2 separate regions of the Homo sapiens genome follow, and region 2 is linked to region 1. Evidence: read pairs that join two places in POLR2A ChIA-PET (ENCODE). Cell type or tissue: GM12878. All regions are shown on one strand. Links, peaks and the distances in the headings refer to the core of each region. The heading gives the core; the rest is flanking DNA. Region 1 overlaps SPOCK1 (SPARC (osteonectin), cwcv and kazal like domains proteoglycan 1). Region 2 overlaps SPOCK1 (SPARC (osteonectin), cwcv and kazal like domains proteoglycan 1).

What was found. ChIA-PET counts read pairs that join two places held together with the same protein. Peaks named below come from ENCODE experiments on the same cell type or tissue, not always from the same donor. Only the 100,000 strongest peaks of a DNase experiment are listed, where the experiment ranks them.
Region 2: POLR2A ChIA-PET joins it to region 1 with 11 read pairs; 2 of 35 experiments call an interaction of 5 or more read pairs at or near these places.

Annotation. Positions count from the first base shown.
Region 1 is chr5:137,229,017-137,237,359 of GRCh38, forward strand. The region is part of intron 3 of SPOCK1 (SPARC (osteonectin), cwcv and kazal like domains proteoglycan 1); the gene reads right to left. Among named protein-coding and RNA genes, the nearest start is that of SPOCK1, 270 kb to the right of the region's middle. RefSeq lists an enhancer at 5,600-6,799. In GM12878, for the core only: no CTCF peak of the experiment used is centred there; a DNase peak (open chromatin) is centred at 6,418; H3K27me3 peaks cover 120 bases.
Region 2 is chr5:137,289,096-137,297,438 of GRCh38, forward strand. All of the region lies in intron 2 of SPOCK1 (SPARC (osteonectin), cwcv and kazal like domains proteoglycan 1), which reads right to left. Among named protein-coding and RNA genes, the nearest start is that of SPOCK1, 210 kb to the right of the region's middle. In GM12878, for the core only: no CTCF peak of the experiment used is centred there; a DNase peak (open chromatin) is centred at 4,428.

The DNA of each region.
Region 1 (8,343 bases), core at 101-8,100:
GCTGCCCAGTCCAGGCCTTCTTAAATTCTGATTAGGGGAATTTGTGGTCAGACTGCAGCTGCTCCTGGAAAAGCATCATCCCCAGTAGACATACAATGGGAATCTTCAACCTATCTTGACTGGGATACAGCAGGAAACTTACAGACAGAATAAAATGATGAACTTATTTTTGCCTTTCCATTTATAGTTAAGAACAGTAAGATAAAGGGGAGAAAAAAAGAAAATAATGTATATTGATCTTGGCAAAAGTATGAATTGGGACATGTGAATGCATGTGAAGGAAACTCAATGTGAACTAGCTCAGCCAAGGAATACACCTCCCTAGCTCATAAAAACAAACAGCTAAAAGGGGGGCTGGTCTCGAGGATGACTGGTACCAGAGGCTAGTCTAGTACCAGGTCCTAGAGACACCTCTGGTAGCTCTCAGGCCCCCAGTCACTCCTTTTGATCAGGAGACAGACCCTATGGGAAGATGACACTCTCACTTGAATCACAAGATTAGGCAAGAGGAGAGACCCATCTGCTAGAAAGGTGGATGGCTAATGTCTGGTCAGACCAAACAACAGATGTCCATAACAGGGGGCTCAGACGAGAGATGTATTAAGCTAGGAGCAGCCTTGTCACTGTGCTGTAGAGCAGCAGTCCCCAGCCTTTTTGGCACCAGGGACCAGTTCGTGGAAGCAAATTTTTCCACAGACCAGGAGGTGGGGTTGGGGGAAGGGGGTGCACAGAGATGGTTTCAGGATGAAACTGTTCCACCTCAAATCATCAGGCATTAGATTCTCATAAGGAGTGCACAACCTAGGTCCCTCACATGTACAGCTCACAATAGGGTTCGTACTCCTATGAGAATCTAATACCGCAACTGATCTGACAGGAGGCAGAGCTCAGGCAGTAAGGCTCACTCACCCTGCCGCTCACCTCCTGCTGTGCAGCCCATGGGTAGGGGACCCCTGCTGTAGAGTAGTGACAATGAAGGCAGCCTTTGGCCAATGAAGGAAAGGCAATGCAAGACTCGCCCATGCTCCACTCTTAACAAAAGGGGCCAGTCAGAGACAAGATTGGATACTCTGGAAACTAAGCTTGCCCCATCTTTCTTTATATGCAAACATCTTTTGGCAACAACCTAACATAAACTCAGAGCCACTGAGTGCACGTAAGATGCATGCTTGGTTGTAGTCTCTTGGGTAGCTAACTTCTTAAACTTTGTGCAAGAGCCTTGTCTCAAACCAATAGCATCCCTGCAGAAAGACAGACCCAGCCAGTCAGAAAAAGACATTCACACCCAAGGACTTGGGGATTCTCCTTGGAAAGAAAAATCGCCCCATCAGCTTCCTGCAAAATGAATGTTAGAAGGAAACAGCGAGAGCAAAACAAAACACCACAGCCTGGGCTGTCTATTAAAAAGCAAACACTCATAGGTAATGTTTATTTTATTCCTTGTGTTTATTTGGAAATTTTAAACATAAAGAGTCTTTACTACTTCTGTAAGAAGAAAAGTAAAACTTCATTTTAAAAAATATATAGCATCAGAATTAAACTGATATGTATTAAATTATTTCCTATTTATCTATCAACTTTGGGGATAGGAATTTCAGATGTCACATTGTTTAGTCCTTTTCTATATCCTTTTCTGAAAATATTATAATAGGACCTGTTTGATCATTTTGAATACTTTCAAAATATATTAAACCTGATCACATCACATCATATCTTTTTATTGAATTTTTTTGTTGAGATCATTGTGGATTCATATGCAGTTGTAAGAAATAATCCAGAGACATTCCATTTTCCTTTACCCAACCTCCCCAGAAAGTGACTTCTTACAAAACATTCCATTTTCCTTTACCCAACCTCCCCAGAAAGTGACTTCTTACAAAACTAAGTATAACTGTATTTGCACTATTTGTGTATGTGTGTGTATGTATGCCTAGTTCCACAAAATTCCATCACATGTATACCTTCCTGTATCCACTACCATGGTCAAATACAAAACAGTTCCATCACCACAAGGATCCCTGGTGTTACCCCCTTTTTTTTTTTTGAGATGGAGTTTCACTCTTGTCCCCCAGGCTGGAGTATAATGGCATGATCTTGGCTCACTGTAACCTCCACCTTCCCGGGTTCAAGTGATCCTCCTGCCTCAGCCTCCTGAGTAGCTGAGATTATAGGCATGCGCCACCACAACCAGCTAATTTTTGTATTTTTAGTAGAGGCAGGGTTTCACCATGTTGGCCAGGCTGGTCTCGAACTCCTGTCCTCAGGTGATGGAGACCCACTTCAGCCTCCCAAAGTGCTGGGATTATAGGCGTGAGCCACCGCACCCGGCTGGTGTCACCCTTTTATAACCCACCCACCTTCCTGCTGACCCTGCCCCCTTGTTCCCCTACTATCCCTAACCCCTGGCAACTATCAATCTTTTCTCCATTTCTAAAATGTGGGCATTTCAAAAATATTATATAATTATACAGTCTAACATTTTGGGGACTGACTTTTTTCACTCAGCAAAATTTCCTGAAGATTCACCCAGGATGTTGCATGTATCAGCAGTGCATTCCTTTATTATTGCAAAGTACTATTCCATGGTATGGATATGCTACAGCTGGTTTAACCACTCACTCACTGAAGGCCCTCTGGCCTGATTCCAGATTGTAGCTATTGTAAATAAAGCTGCTAATAAACACTCATGTGCAGGTTCTTACATGAACATACATTTTCATTTCTCTGGGATAAATGCTCAAGAGTGCAATTGCTGCCCTGTATGGTACTAGCATTCCACAGTGACTATGTCACTTTACATTCCCACCAGGAACACAGGAGTTATTCAGTTTCTCCACAACCTTGCCAGCATTGGGTGTTGCCACTATTTTTCACTTTAGCCATTCTGTTAGGTGTCTAGTGATATCCCACTGTTACACTTTAACTTGCATTTCCCTGATGATGGTGAACATCATTTCATGTTCTTACATGCCATCTGTATATATTCTCCTTGGTGAATGTCTCTTCATATCTTTTACTCATTTCAGATTGGCTTGTTTTTTCACTCTTGAGTTTTAAGAGTTCTTTACATATTCTCAACACTTGCCACCTGTAAGATATGTGATTTGCAAATATTTTCCAGTCTAGTTTGTCTTTTCACTTCTTAACAGAGTTTTTCACCCTTTTTTAAAAATTTTTTAATAAGCCCAGTTTACCAAACTTTCCTCTTATGAATCAGGTTTTTGGTGTCAAGTCTGAATTCTTTGTCTAGGCCTAAATCCTGAAGATTTTTAATGTTTTTTTCCTAAAAGTTGTATAGTTTTAAATTTTACATTTAAGTTCATGATGCATTTTGAGTGAATTTCTGTCTATGGATGAGGCTTCGGTCCAGATTCGTTTCTTTGCCTATGAATGTCCAGCTGCTCCCGCATCACTTATTGGAAAGGCTGTCTTTTCTCCCTTGAATTGCACCTTTGTCAAAAAGCAGTTGAGTATATTTGCCTGGCTCTCTTTCTGGGTTATCTATTCTGTTTCACGGATCCATGTGTCTATCCCCCTGCCAGTACCACACTGTCTTGATTACTGTAGCTATACAGTAAGCCTTAAAATCAGGTAGAGTGATTCCTCCTACTTTATTCTTCTTTGTCAAAATCACTTTAGCTATTCTAGGGCCTGTGCCTTTCCATATAAATTTTCAGAATAACCTTATCCATGTTTACCAAAAAACCTTGCTGCAATTTTGATAGGAATTTCATTGAACCTGTATAGCAATTTGGAGAAAATGAACATCTTTACCATGTTAAGTCTCCAAATCCATTAACGAGATATGTCTTTCTGTTCATTCAGGTCTTCTTTGATTTCTATCATCAGTGTTTTTTACACTGTAAATATAATACAATTTGTATTTGTCAGTTGAAATAGATGTGTTATTCCGCACTATCATGGATGGAGGGAAGATCTTTGTTTCAGGCTACATGGAACATACTGTGGTTAATCCCAGTCCTGCTCATTGTATTTGCCTACTTGGACTCCTTTCTAGACCTGCATCACCATTTGACAATATTCAGAATACCGATCCTAAATATCAGCAGTCCTCACCCTTTTTGGCACCAGGGACTTGTTTCATAGAAGACAGTTTTTCCATGGACCAGGGGAGGGGCAGGCAGGGATGGTTTCAGGATGATTCAAGTACATTATATTTATTGTGTACTTTATTTCTATTATTACATACATATGAAATAATTATACAACTCACCATAACATAGAATCAGTGGGAGCCCTGAGCTTATTTTCCTGAATCTAAATGGTTCCATCTGGGGATGATGAGAGACAGTGACAGATCATCAGGCATTAGATTCTCATAAGAAGAGCACAACCTAGACCCCTAACATGTGCAGTTCACAACAGGGTTCATGTGCCTATGAGAATCTAATGCTGCTGCTGATCTGACAGGAGGTGGAGCTCAGGCAGTGATGCAAGCAATGGGGAGTGACTGTAAATACAGATAAAGCTCTGCTTGCTCACCTGTCGCTCACCTCCTGCTGTGTGACCCTGTTCCTAACAGGCCATGGACCAGTACTAGTCCATGGCCTGGGGACTGGGGACCCCTGCTATACATGTCTTAAGTGTATATCTAAATATTTCTTTTTCTTTGGAGTAATTATACATGATATTAACTTCAATTTTCACATATTCATTGTTAGTATGAGGATATGCACTTTTTTTTTTTTTTTTTTTTTTTTTGGTTATTGATCTTGTATCCTGTGACTTTGCCGATCTCACTTACTGATTCTAGGAGGCTGTATTTCCTTTAAAAAAAATTTCTTGGGATTTACTACACAACTATGTGATCTGCCAATAGGCACAGCTTTATTTCTTCCAGTGCCCTTTATTTATTTTTCTTGCCTCACTGCAGTGACCACAATTTCCAGTACTAGGATGAATAAGAGTGGTGAGAGCAGACATTCTTGCCTTGTTCTTCAAGGCAAAGGGTTTCCTCAGACCAGGCCATCTAGTGTCACCTGGCTGGAAAGGACAGTCTGAGGTCCATGAGGATGAGAAGACATCCTGAGTGCCCTCTGCCAGTGTCCCCAGCTGCCCAGGTGTCTCTGGGTAGGGAAAAGGAGTTTTGAGCTCACAGGGATAAAGAGGCTTCCCATACCAGGCCACTTATTGTGGGGCCTGTTCTGCTGATGGCCCCCAGACACTGTGGCCTCTCTCAGTAGAGGACAGGATTCTCAGGACCAGCAGGGAGGCCAGTATTTCCCTTAGCCTCTTACCCTGGGGCTGGGTTCAGCCTCTTACCCTGCTGGGGCTGCTTTCTTCTGCTGGGTGGTGGGTCAGGAAACACCATGCCTGGGCCACCTTCTCCTGTTGGGCAAGGGGAGGATGTAGATGCCCTGCTGCTGCATCGCCTTTCCAGCACTGGACTCCCAAACCAGCTCACCTTCTTACCACTTTCATCATTCTCTTTTGGTTGCCTCTTGTGCTATTTCCAGCGTTTATTATCATATTTAACAGAGAAGAGCAGAAAGAAACAAGTCTATACGATCTTGTCCAGGCCATAAATCATATCATATCCCATTGTATCTTTTTAAAAGTTAGGGTGAGTGAGATATTTCTTTCAATACAATTCTAAATAATATATGTAGACGCTGGTCCCTACAGGAAACAGACCTTAATTCCTCCCCTCCTCCCCTTGAGGGTGGGCTAGGGTTAGTGACTTGCCTCCAAAGAAGAGTAGGGAAAGGGGAAATCATGGCTTTACAGAGAGGCAGCCTGAAAAACACCATGTTCACCAACTGATCGAAGTCTGGAGTTTAGTTAATTAGTGATGTACTAATGTGTTTCTTAGGTTTGACAAGTATATTACTAAATACCAAACATTCTTCCAATAAAAATTGCTCATCAGAGAGATGAACATCTTACAACACTGACATTAAAGGGTTTTTGCCTAAATATTGCTGACCTGGAAGTGCCTCACTGAGCACATATTATTTCATCTCAGAGACAGTACTGCTACGGAAGTGACAAAACCAAGTGCATGCTTTGTGTCTGCTCCTTCTAGTAGGCAGTGACCTGGGGACCAGACATTTGGGGCTGAATCATTGGCAAAGTGGGAGCTGAGGCTCCCAGGAAGATCTAGCGTCACTTTGTCTTTCCTGCATGGTTTCTTTGATGTAGGATGTTGTAAGGAATGCTGAATACTGTCCTAAAATATCCAGGTCAGGGAGCCATGGCCAAGTCCTCTGACCTGTTGGATGGCAAGTGTAAACCTTCAGAGGGAGTGTGTCACCTAGAGAGACAAGGTAAAAGGGTGTTTATGTTCAGATTACCTTATGGTCATCAGGAAAAACAATGTGGCCGGTATTCATTATTCACTCATGAGTCATAAGTAGAACCTCTGTAAAATAACTGCACGCAAAACCTTAACGCCTTATTTCAACCACTAGTTTCAACCTGAGTCCTGGTAATACCAATGATCACAAGTGCTGACAAGAAAAACATGCCCAGATAAAGTGTGGCTACATGTTAGAGAAATGAGTATGGGCAGAAAGATGCCTACGTTTGGAGGTATGTATACAAGTGAAATGTTGGTGGGTATACACACATGTGTGAGCAGGTAGATGCACGTGTCTGTGTGAAAACACTGCTCTGTGTGAAGATTTGCAACAGGGGTCTGGGTATGAATGCCACAGTGTGGCAGACAAGTGAGAACTACAAAGAGTGTGTGTTTATACATAAGAGTAGTACAGATATGACCACTAGGAGTATAGGAGTCTGTTAGTGTGTAAGGATGGAATGTGTGAGTACAAGAGGCAGGCAGCTCACATAGGTGGTTCGGCTTCTGATCATCCGTACATGTTAATGTCTGTGGGGGGTGTATACATGAACATGAAAGTCTGTGTTTAAAGCCTCTCCTTTGATGGAGGCCCCGGATAAATGAAACTATGCTAACATTTTGCAAGTCCAGCATCATGCTCAGACACAGGCAGGGAGAGCCTCCACTCTGTGCCTGATCTGACTGCGTCCCTCCCAGGGCGGTGGGGCTTCTGTAGGGCTTAGAAAAAAATGACCAGCCAGAGCTCATGCTTTGCCTTTCCAGCCCATGTCCTTGGTCCCTGAGATCCCAGAATTTTCTGCCCAAATGGCCCTGAGCCACCTTCCATGACTATCTGGCCTGTCCTCCAGGTCTATCCTTTTGAGGTGGCCTAAGCTGCCAGTGAGGGCCCTCTAGGCCCAGGAGAGGCCATGGGGCAGTGGTTTGCAGTGACGAGGGGGTTACAATCAGCACCTTGCTGGCTGTCTGCCGGCATGCACACCAGGCCCTTCATGGAGTAGGATGAAGCCAATGGTGGTCAGTGAATGGGAGCTCTTTTCACACAGCCACACCCCAAGCATTATCAGGGTTAAGCTGCCAAGGAAGGAGGACAGAACACATGTTATTGTTTAACAGTGGGTTAGCCTGATTTATGATTTAGTTATTTAGACAGGAGGTATGTGAACCTCTGCTTAAACTCTCCCTGTAGGCCCCACAAATGTTAGAGGCAGGCTGTGCATAGATGTACATAAGAGCATGCTTGCCCAGGTTTCTTTGAGCTCTACCAAACCTAGTCTCCAGCCCTTAGGTCCTGAGGTATAGAGATGTAGACTGGGGCTATGGTCATATCTGACCTGGATTGGGGAGGGAATGGTTTAGAATCAGCTCATACAAGTACACACTCTGCAGACCCTAAAAACTGGTTCCTTTCCCTTATCAATTCCCCACTGGTCACACATATAGATGCACAGCAGGAAAACATCTACTGAGCACAGAAATATGTCAGGCCTGGGAGCTTCCTGAACTGGACAAGATACCTGAATATAATGAAGAGCTCATTTCAGCAAACTATACTTGGTCACTGGTAAACCCATAGCACCCTCACAGCCCCCAACCAATACCATTCAGATCTAATTACTCTGGGGTGAGGACCAACGCAGGGATGAGAGGCCTGTTATCGAAAACCACTTTAGCACTGCTCCAGCTCACAGCCACACTGTCCTCTATAATGACTTCACCCAATTAGCTTGCTAGCAGTCTGCCTTTTGTAAATCAGCGATGCCAATGGAATGAATTCTGCACCGAAAGGGAAGGGCAAGCAACTGGTAATTGCATGGAAATCATTAATTGCCTTTCAGGTTAAGTGAATTATCATTATTTCCTCCATTTGGTGGCACTGTGTGCAGATGAGGTCAAGCGGGCAGCCCACCATGAGCTCCCATTCCCAGCATTCACTCATTCAGTGAATGGAAGAGTGGCAGTGTGTGCCTCTCTGAGAGGCAGAGGACTAAGAGTGCTGGGCCCTCCCCTGAGAGCCCCCCATC
Region 2 (8,343 bases), core at 259-8,258, 60 kb after region 1:
ACTTATCCAATCTATGAAATGAGGTTATTAATGAAGCAAGCTTCATAGAGTTTACCAAGTCAAAATGAGTTAATCCATGTAATGTGCTTAGCTAAAGGACTGATGAATGCTCATTATAAGTAATACTCTTGTTTAATAAATGATTATAAATTATATGTATTTTAACCCTTACCTCCTTTTTTTCTTTCCAAGGCCTGCTCATCATATAACTATTTTAAGGGAAAATGGTTAAAGGAAATACTTGATTGGCTTGTTGCTTTTCTTTAAAACACGGCACATTCTGGTTCCATGGTCTAAAATATGATCCAAAGAGTCAGTGACTCTTTGGATTTTACCCAGTGGAAATGAGTCCTTTAAAAAGAGGTCTAACATGTAAGCCAGAGGCAAAGGTGGGAGAAAGTGGTACTTTTTTATCATAAAGAAGCAGCAATTCAGGGGAGAAAGACAACAAGTTTCCCAGCTAGAGATGTGTTGGTTGAAGCTAGAACAAAGCCATTAGAGCTGTATATCCTGCTCAACAAGAGGAGGAAAACCACATTTTCCCAGATCTTGCTTTAAAATGCATACGGGAATGAGCATGCAAAGAATAAAATTCATAAAGCATCTCCCACCTCAAAAAAACACCAAAAAGAGAGTGAAAAGCCAAGCCACATAGTGAGAGAGAAGATACTTGCATCACTTAAAACCAACAAATGGCTTGCATATAGAACTTATACCAATCAATAAGAAAAAGACAGATAATCCAATTAAAAATAAGACACAGAAAGTATGAATAGGCACTTTACAAAATAGGATACCCATAGGCCAAAATATACCAGAATGCCTAAAAACTAAAAGATAATGGCCATACCGAGCATAAGAAAAGATGTGGAGCAACTGGAACTCCTGCACACTGCTGGCAGGAGGGCAGCATTAAAGTGCTACAGCTGCTTCAGAAAACTGTTTGGCAATAGGAACTGAAGATAAGCACATGAACCTCACAGCCCAGCAACTCCAACCCTAGGATTTTACCCAATGGAAATGAGTACAGGAATACAAAAAGATCTCAACAGAAATGTTCATAAGCAGAAATACTCAAAATTACCCTCATTTGAAAAAACTCAAATATCCACCAGGAATATTAATCAAATGGACATTGTGTTATGTTCACACAACTGAATTTTACACATAAAAAAAAATTGCTATGCATTACCAGAGATGATATTACCTACATAACAGTGACTGACAAAAGGCCAGACATAGAAGAATATAAACTGTGTGAGTCCATCTATCCATCTATATAAAGTTCAAAAAAGGGCAAAACTAACATATGATGAAAAGTTAGAACAGCAGTATCCTTTGGAAACAAGGGAGGTGAAAGGAGTCAGGAGGAGAATACAATTAGGGGAGCATGAGCGAGGCTTTTGGAGTAACAGTAATATTCTGTTTCTTGATCTCAGGGATGGTTACATGGGTGTGCTCACTTTGTGGTAAGTCCATTCTATTCATGTACTTTGCACACATGCGTATCACATTTTAATAAAGGTTTGAGAAATAAGTGAAACAGAAACAGGCTATTCTGATGTCTTGATATGATTGACATGGGCCACTGCTTAGTTGTAAATAAAGAAATACTCTGAGCCAGAAAAAGGTATTTCCAGGGAAACCTTCATATGGCAGAACGGACAGGTTTCCTAATACCAGGTGAACTGCTGAAGGCGTACATCCCACAGTTAGGGAGAAGCGGGGCCCTTGTCTAGTCTCAACCCTGACAGGTCTGGAAAGCCAGAAAGGCACAAGGGAAGCCTAGTACTGGCACAAGTAGTAATTAACATATTGATCGCTTACTAAGTGCTGGTATCTTTCCAAGTGCATAAAACATCTCAATTGATGTAATCCTCATTACTCTCTCTTTTATTTTTCAAGTGAAGTAACTAAGCACAGAGGAATTTGGGGGTTGGCCTGAGGACACACAGCTGGTAAAAGCCAGAGCCTAGATTCACCTGGTAGTCTTGATCCAGAACCCACATGCTTAACAGCACAATTGACCACCTCCCTGAACTACCTGGTGATCTATAGAATAGGAAATCCATCCATCTGCCTCAGCAGAAGCATGCATGCCAGCCCAGAAAAGAGCAGACAGACACTGGAGGAGCAGAGCCACCAGGGATGGGCACCAACCACATGACAGGCAACAGGCTAAGCAAGCTCTCTGTCCCAAATTTGATTTAATTCTCACAACAGTCCTCTAATCTAGCTATGATTACTGGCCCTATTTGAAAGATGAAAAACGTGAGGCTCAAAAGAGTTAACTTTACACAGCCAGGGAGGGGCACAGGCAGGTTGCAAGTGTGTAATTCCTTCACCTGAAAGGTCAGTAAGATCTCCCAGGTCCTACAAACCAGAATCAGAACAGGCCCTGACATCATGGTGTTTCCATGGCAACTCCAGGAGGCCACCACAACTGAGGTCAGGTATGGGCAAAGGAGTTCACACCTATAAGACTGCTTTATATGTCCAGGCTAGAACCAAATGCAGCAAATAACGGAGCTCCCTTGAGCAAGGAGAGGGGTAAGCTGAGCTATGAGAACTCCATGCAAATGAAAGCTGATGGGAGGCTTGGACATGCCCTGCCTGGAGTGGTGGAGAGGACCTCTGTTTTATCTGTCCCACAGGCTTCCCCCTTCTTCCAAGCAAACCATTTACGTAAGGTCCAGGCATGGCTGACCACACCCCCAGCCAGGCTGGCCACTGTGAGCTCACACTCCTTGCCACAGCAATGCATCAAGGAATGGATGCATGACCTTCACAGCTTGGTAAAAACCCTTCCTGTTTGCATGTGGATGCCAGAGAGAAAGGGTTCTCTCTCCACATGGCCCTATTAGGAAGAGGCTGGCTTGGAACTGCCAGAGAAGATCTTCCCAGTCATGTGATAAAAGCATCTCTGAGAATAAATCCAATGTGCCAAAGGAGCTGCAGCCAAGAGAGAGGAGAAAGCGAGTGCAAGCCTGGATGCAGCCATGCCTGAAGTCCAACAAAGAACTTTCAAATTACAGGGAACAATAACTCGGCTTTGTATGTAAGCCAGCCTGAACTAAATTTCATTCATGTGTAACCATGAGAATCCTAACACAGTAGAGGTCTCTGGATGAGGGATGAGGAAGGAATATTTTCCAAAGCAAGAAACTGCAGACTAAAGGGGGTGAAGCTGAACAGTCTTAATTACCCCTGAGGAGAGTTTCGAATGGGAACTACCCTAAGCTAAACCCCTAAAAGTGTTGCTCAGCATCCAGAAAAGGAAGGAGCTTGGTTTCATAGGAAAACCCTATGCTGTCCATTCACTGGTGTAGTTAAAAAAAAAAAAAAAAAAAAAAAAAAAAAAAAAAAAAAAAAAAAAGTTGGAGGAGCCAGACCAAAATGCTGGGGCAGCTACCATGGGTGTGGATGTGATCTGAAAAGATGGAGTCACCCATCACCTTCCAGAGAAAACAATTGTTAGAACGAAGCCCTTCCCAGGACAGAACTAGTGCATAGCCAGCTAGTCTTCTGCACATGAATCTCTACAGCGTAATGCACTGACGCATCTTTAAGATTTTCCTTTGATTTTCATTCCATACAGGATTCAGCCACTGAGAAAGAACAAAATGGTATTTTACTACCTGTAGATACACATCCTAACTTTTAAATTCGTATATTCAGATAGGAAGGGAGTTGGCAATAAGAGGTAATTAAACCCATAAATCCACTGATTTATCACTGGACAAACACGAAACTGGCACCATGACAGTAAACTCTTTGCAGGCCACATTTCCCTCAGAGTCGCTGCTGCAAACACGGCGGAAAATCCTGATTTGGAGTAAGAAATAATTTCATTTTAATCTTGTTTATCTTCTTGTAATCTTGTTTATTACTAGGGTCACTAGTAATCCCCTGTGACCAGTACCCATCTGGCACATTCTTTTAAGAAAACTGTGGCCACTGCTGTTTCATTCAATTCTGCAGTTGGTTTGTTGAATTTTTTTTTTTTTTTTTTTTTTTTTTTTTTTTGATGCACATTGTAGGCCATTGGGTATTGGGCTTATTTCTTTAAATAAATCTAATAAACGAACACACAGCACCATTTATTTCAGGAATATTTTGAAAGCACAAATAAGACTTTGGCAGCTTTTATTAGAGCACATGAAATGCTGTCTCCAGGGGAGTTCACAGAGCCCAACAAATTAGTTTAATCTCAAGTGGACCATGATGAAGGAAAGTGATCCACCAAAGCAATATGCAATTAGTACTAATATTCTGCAATTCTGTAGCTTGCATCATCTGAGCATTTTAGGATGGACTACATGCTTTAATAAATTCTGACAATGCCCTCTAGAGCTTCAAATCTCAAACTTTAGCCTGCATCAGAATCACAGAGGAAGTGAAAAAAAAGAGGCAGATCCCTGGGACTTACCCACAGAAATTCTGATTCAGGAAACCTGTCATGGGGCTCTGAAATCCCACCTTGCCCCTCCCCAGTGTGAGTGTGCTCCTGGTATGAATCATGAATACTACCATAAAGAAAGGTAATACCACTTTCCCTATACACAGACAAGAGCTCGGAATAAGCAGAAGCTTGACACTTGCTGTAGGGCAGCGCCATCCAATAAAACTTTCAACGATGCACCGGGCGTGGTGGCTCACGCCTGTAATCCCAGCACTTTGGGAGGCCGAGGCGGGTGGATCATGAGGTCAGGAGATCGAGACCATCCTCGCTAACACGGTGAAACCCCGTCTCTACTAAAAATACAAAAAAATTAGCCGGGCGTGGTGGCATGCGCCTGTAGTCCCAGCTACTCGGGAGGCTGAGGCAGGAGAATGGCATGAACCCGGGAGGCGGAGCTTGCAGTGAGCCGAGATAGCACTGCACTCCAGCCTGGGTGACAGAGCGACACTCCATCTCAAAAAGTGGTGCTGGAAATGGTCCCTATTCTGCACTGCCCAAAACAGTAGCCACTGGGCTAATGACCTCTTGAAATATCACTAGTATGACTGAGGAATTGAGCATTTAATCTTATTTAATTTCAATGAATTTAAATTTAAATGGCCACATATGTCTTTTGGCTTCTTTATCGAACCATATGGTACTAGATGAAACAGCAGCATCTAAGAAAAAATAATTGAGAGTTAGCTGTACTAGATCATATTTATTTCCATCATGAGAAAAACTACAGCAATTTCCTATATTAATAGATACAGGCAAAATGGCTTGGATTGAGTACATACTGTGCATTATAAGTCTCTCAAAAACCCTGTATTAGTTACGTTTTATAGGTGAAGAGACTGAGATCCAAGAAGCTAAGTGATCTGCCCAAGGATGCAGGGCTGGCCAGGACACAGTCAAGAGTTGAACACAAGTCCTACAATTCCAACACCCATGCTGTCTCCATCACAACACACTGCCTCCATGTAGATGAGCTCAACTGAAAACACAAAGGCCAAGGCCGTGGAAGTTGTCACCTCCCTTATCTCAAACTGACATTTTCCATTATTTTCCACATATCAGCTGGCATTCCTACCCAGGGTTCTATACATAAATAAAGACAGCATCCCACAGAGAAGGGAAGATGTTCCAGGACCAGGATTTGACCCTATTGCTTCTCCTACTTTCCATCTCTCCCCTCTGGTTCACTCTGCTCCAGTCACTCTGATCTGCTGCTGCAGCAACGTTTCAGGCACATTCTTGCCTCAGGGCCTTTGCACTTGCTGTTTTCTTATCTGAAATATTTTTCCTTCAGATATCCACATAGCTTACTACCTCTTTCTTGAGATCTCTGCCCAGCTGCCCTTTACAAATGAATCCTTCCTTCACTAGCTATTAAAAGAAGACCAAACTCCTCTTTCCACCCCCATGATCTCCTACTTCTGGCACTGCCCTTCTCCCTTTATTTTTCTCTGTAGGATTCATCACTCATTTATTGCCTGTCTTCCTCTACTCCCTCTAGGACATCAGCTGCATGAGGGCAGGTATTTCATTCTGGTCACTGATGCATCCCAGCACTTGACCCACGGGAGATACTGCACAAATACCCTGAATAAATACCTAGATATACAACCAAAGTTCACCTGCATGGCTGCAATACAGCTGTTTTTTGTTCTTTATGCTTTTCTGTACTTCCCCAACATTCTACAATAAACTATGTCCCCTGCAGTCACAAATCGACATGCCTTTCACATAATGCTACTCAGTGGTCACTGTGTTGCTCTAAATGTCACTGCCTCCATGAAAGCTCACTTTATATCTACCCTACTTGCCACTGTTCCTCCTTAGAGCTCTACCACCAGCAGCACAGAGCTAATATTCCCTGGAAACAGAGATGAGCATGTCTATGTTTCATCAAAACTGTTGGATCGAAGAGCTCACCACAGGGCCAGCCAATGAACAATTCTCCACTTATTTCATTTAAGAAAAATACAACTTTATCACTTCTGACAATTTTACAATTGCAATGAAGGCTGAGAATTAAAGGACCCAGTATTTGCTAAAGTAGCCACGTGACTTTTTCCCCCAGTACAGGCCAACTACAGACACTGTTTATAATGCTGGCATCAGGGAGTTAAGGGTACACTCACTTCACTGACCAAGCAAGTTTAGTTAATACATTTTTACTGAAAAAAAAAAAATACATATTATTGGGTGTGGTTTCTGATTTATGTGAATCAAATATGAGTGGAGTTATATATTAAAATAATAAATACACATGGCATACTACTTCATTTTACAGTGTTTTTCCTCATTTATCACCTTCCTGAATCTTCTGAACAACTCAGTAGGGGGTGGTTTACTCTTATTCCTGTTAAGAAGTTGCTATGGGCTGAATGTTTGTGTCTCCCCCAGATTTTTTGTTGATACCTAACCCCCAATGTGAGGTGTCAGGAGGTAGAGTCTTCAGGAGGTGATTAGGTTGTGAGGGCACAGCCCTCATGAATGGGATTAGTGCCCTCATAAAAGAGACCCTGAAGAGACCCCGCATTCCTTCTGCCACATGAGGACACAGTGAGAAAACAGCATCTATGAGGAATGGGCCCTCTTCAGATGATGAATCTGCCAGTGCCTGGATCTTGGACTTCCCAGCTTCCAGACAGTGAGAAATAAGTATCTGTTGTTTACAAGCCACCCAACATATGGTATTGTTGTTACCGTGGCCTGAACAGACTAAGTCAGAAGCTGAGGAAACAAAAGCACAGAAAGGCAATATGCATGCCTTTCTCAAATATCACCAAGTCACGCAAGGGGAGCCCGCATTCAAACTCAGGACTCAGGTTGCATTAAAGGACGTCATTTCTAGTCACGAGTGATGAGCAAAGCAGCAAGGCTGGGCGTCCAAGTAATGGAGAGGCTGGGATGGGTGACTGCAAAGCATGGCATGGCCGACTGAACGCGAACTAAAGGAGCATCCAGGCTGTGAAATTGTGCTCCCGGCTCTGTCTGTGAACATTACTGTTGGACAAGTGCTGCCCAGTGAATCAGGGGATGAAAAGGCTTTCCCACTGACCTGGCACTAATGCAGGCCTCATAAGTAAATAGCACTCATCTGTGACAAGCACCGATAAATCACAGTTTAGGGCTTTCCTCTGGAAGGACTGGTGGAGATGTCCGGACTAGCATAATTCATCATCCCAGAGAGACAGGTTAAAAGGTACATTCAATGCTATGCAGAATCTTGACACAGGCTCACACAGGTGGGAGACTGGGGACTTGGGATTTGAAGAAGCCCATGTATGGAATAGCAGAGACCTAACAGCAGGCTTCCTGAGACCAGGCTACCCAAGCCCTCCTGCAAAACGGGGAGATAGGCACAGCTAATCCCAATGAACTGCAATGTACTTTGCTTAAAGAATTTTAGCTGGAGTGCACCTCAAGAAGGACAGACAAGAGTATCTATGTGTGTATATATGTACAAACACACAATACATACATACACATGCAATAGATACATATGTGTATATGTATATAAACATAATATGTATGTATATTTTCTTTTTGCCTTTTCTTGAAGTTAAGCTTCAATTAAAGAGGGATGTATATACACACACATACATGTATGTATGCATATCTTTATGTGTGTGAATACACACATACATGTATATTTTTATACAAATAAGTGTGTATGTGTCTACTTATCTCCCTTTAATTAAGACTGTCCTCAGAATGCGTCTCCTTTGGAATTACTGAGTAAACTATGATTCATTCACTCCACAGCATATCATGATACATTAGAAAAGATGCTTCCAAAGAATCTGAAATAATGAGAATATTTTATGAAATTATAACTGAAAAAATTGGGATTTTTGTTAAGCATGCACAACAAAAACACAGTGGAAGCA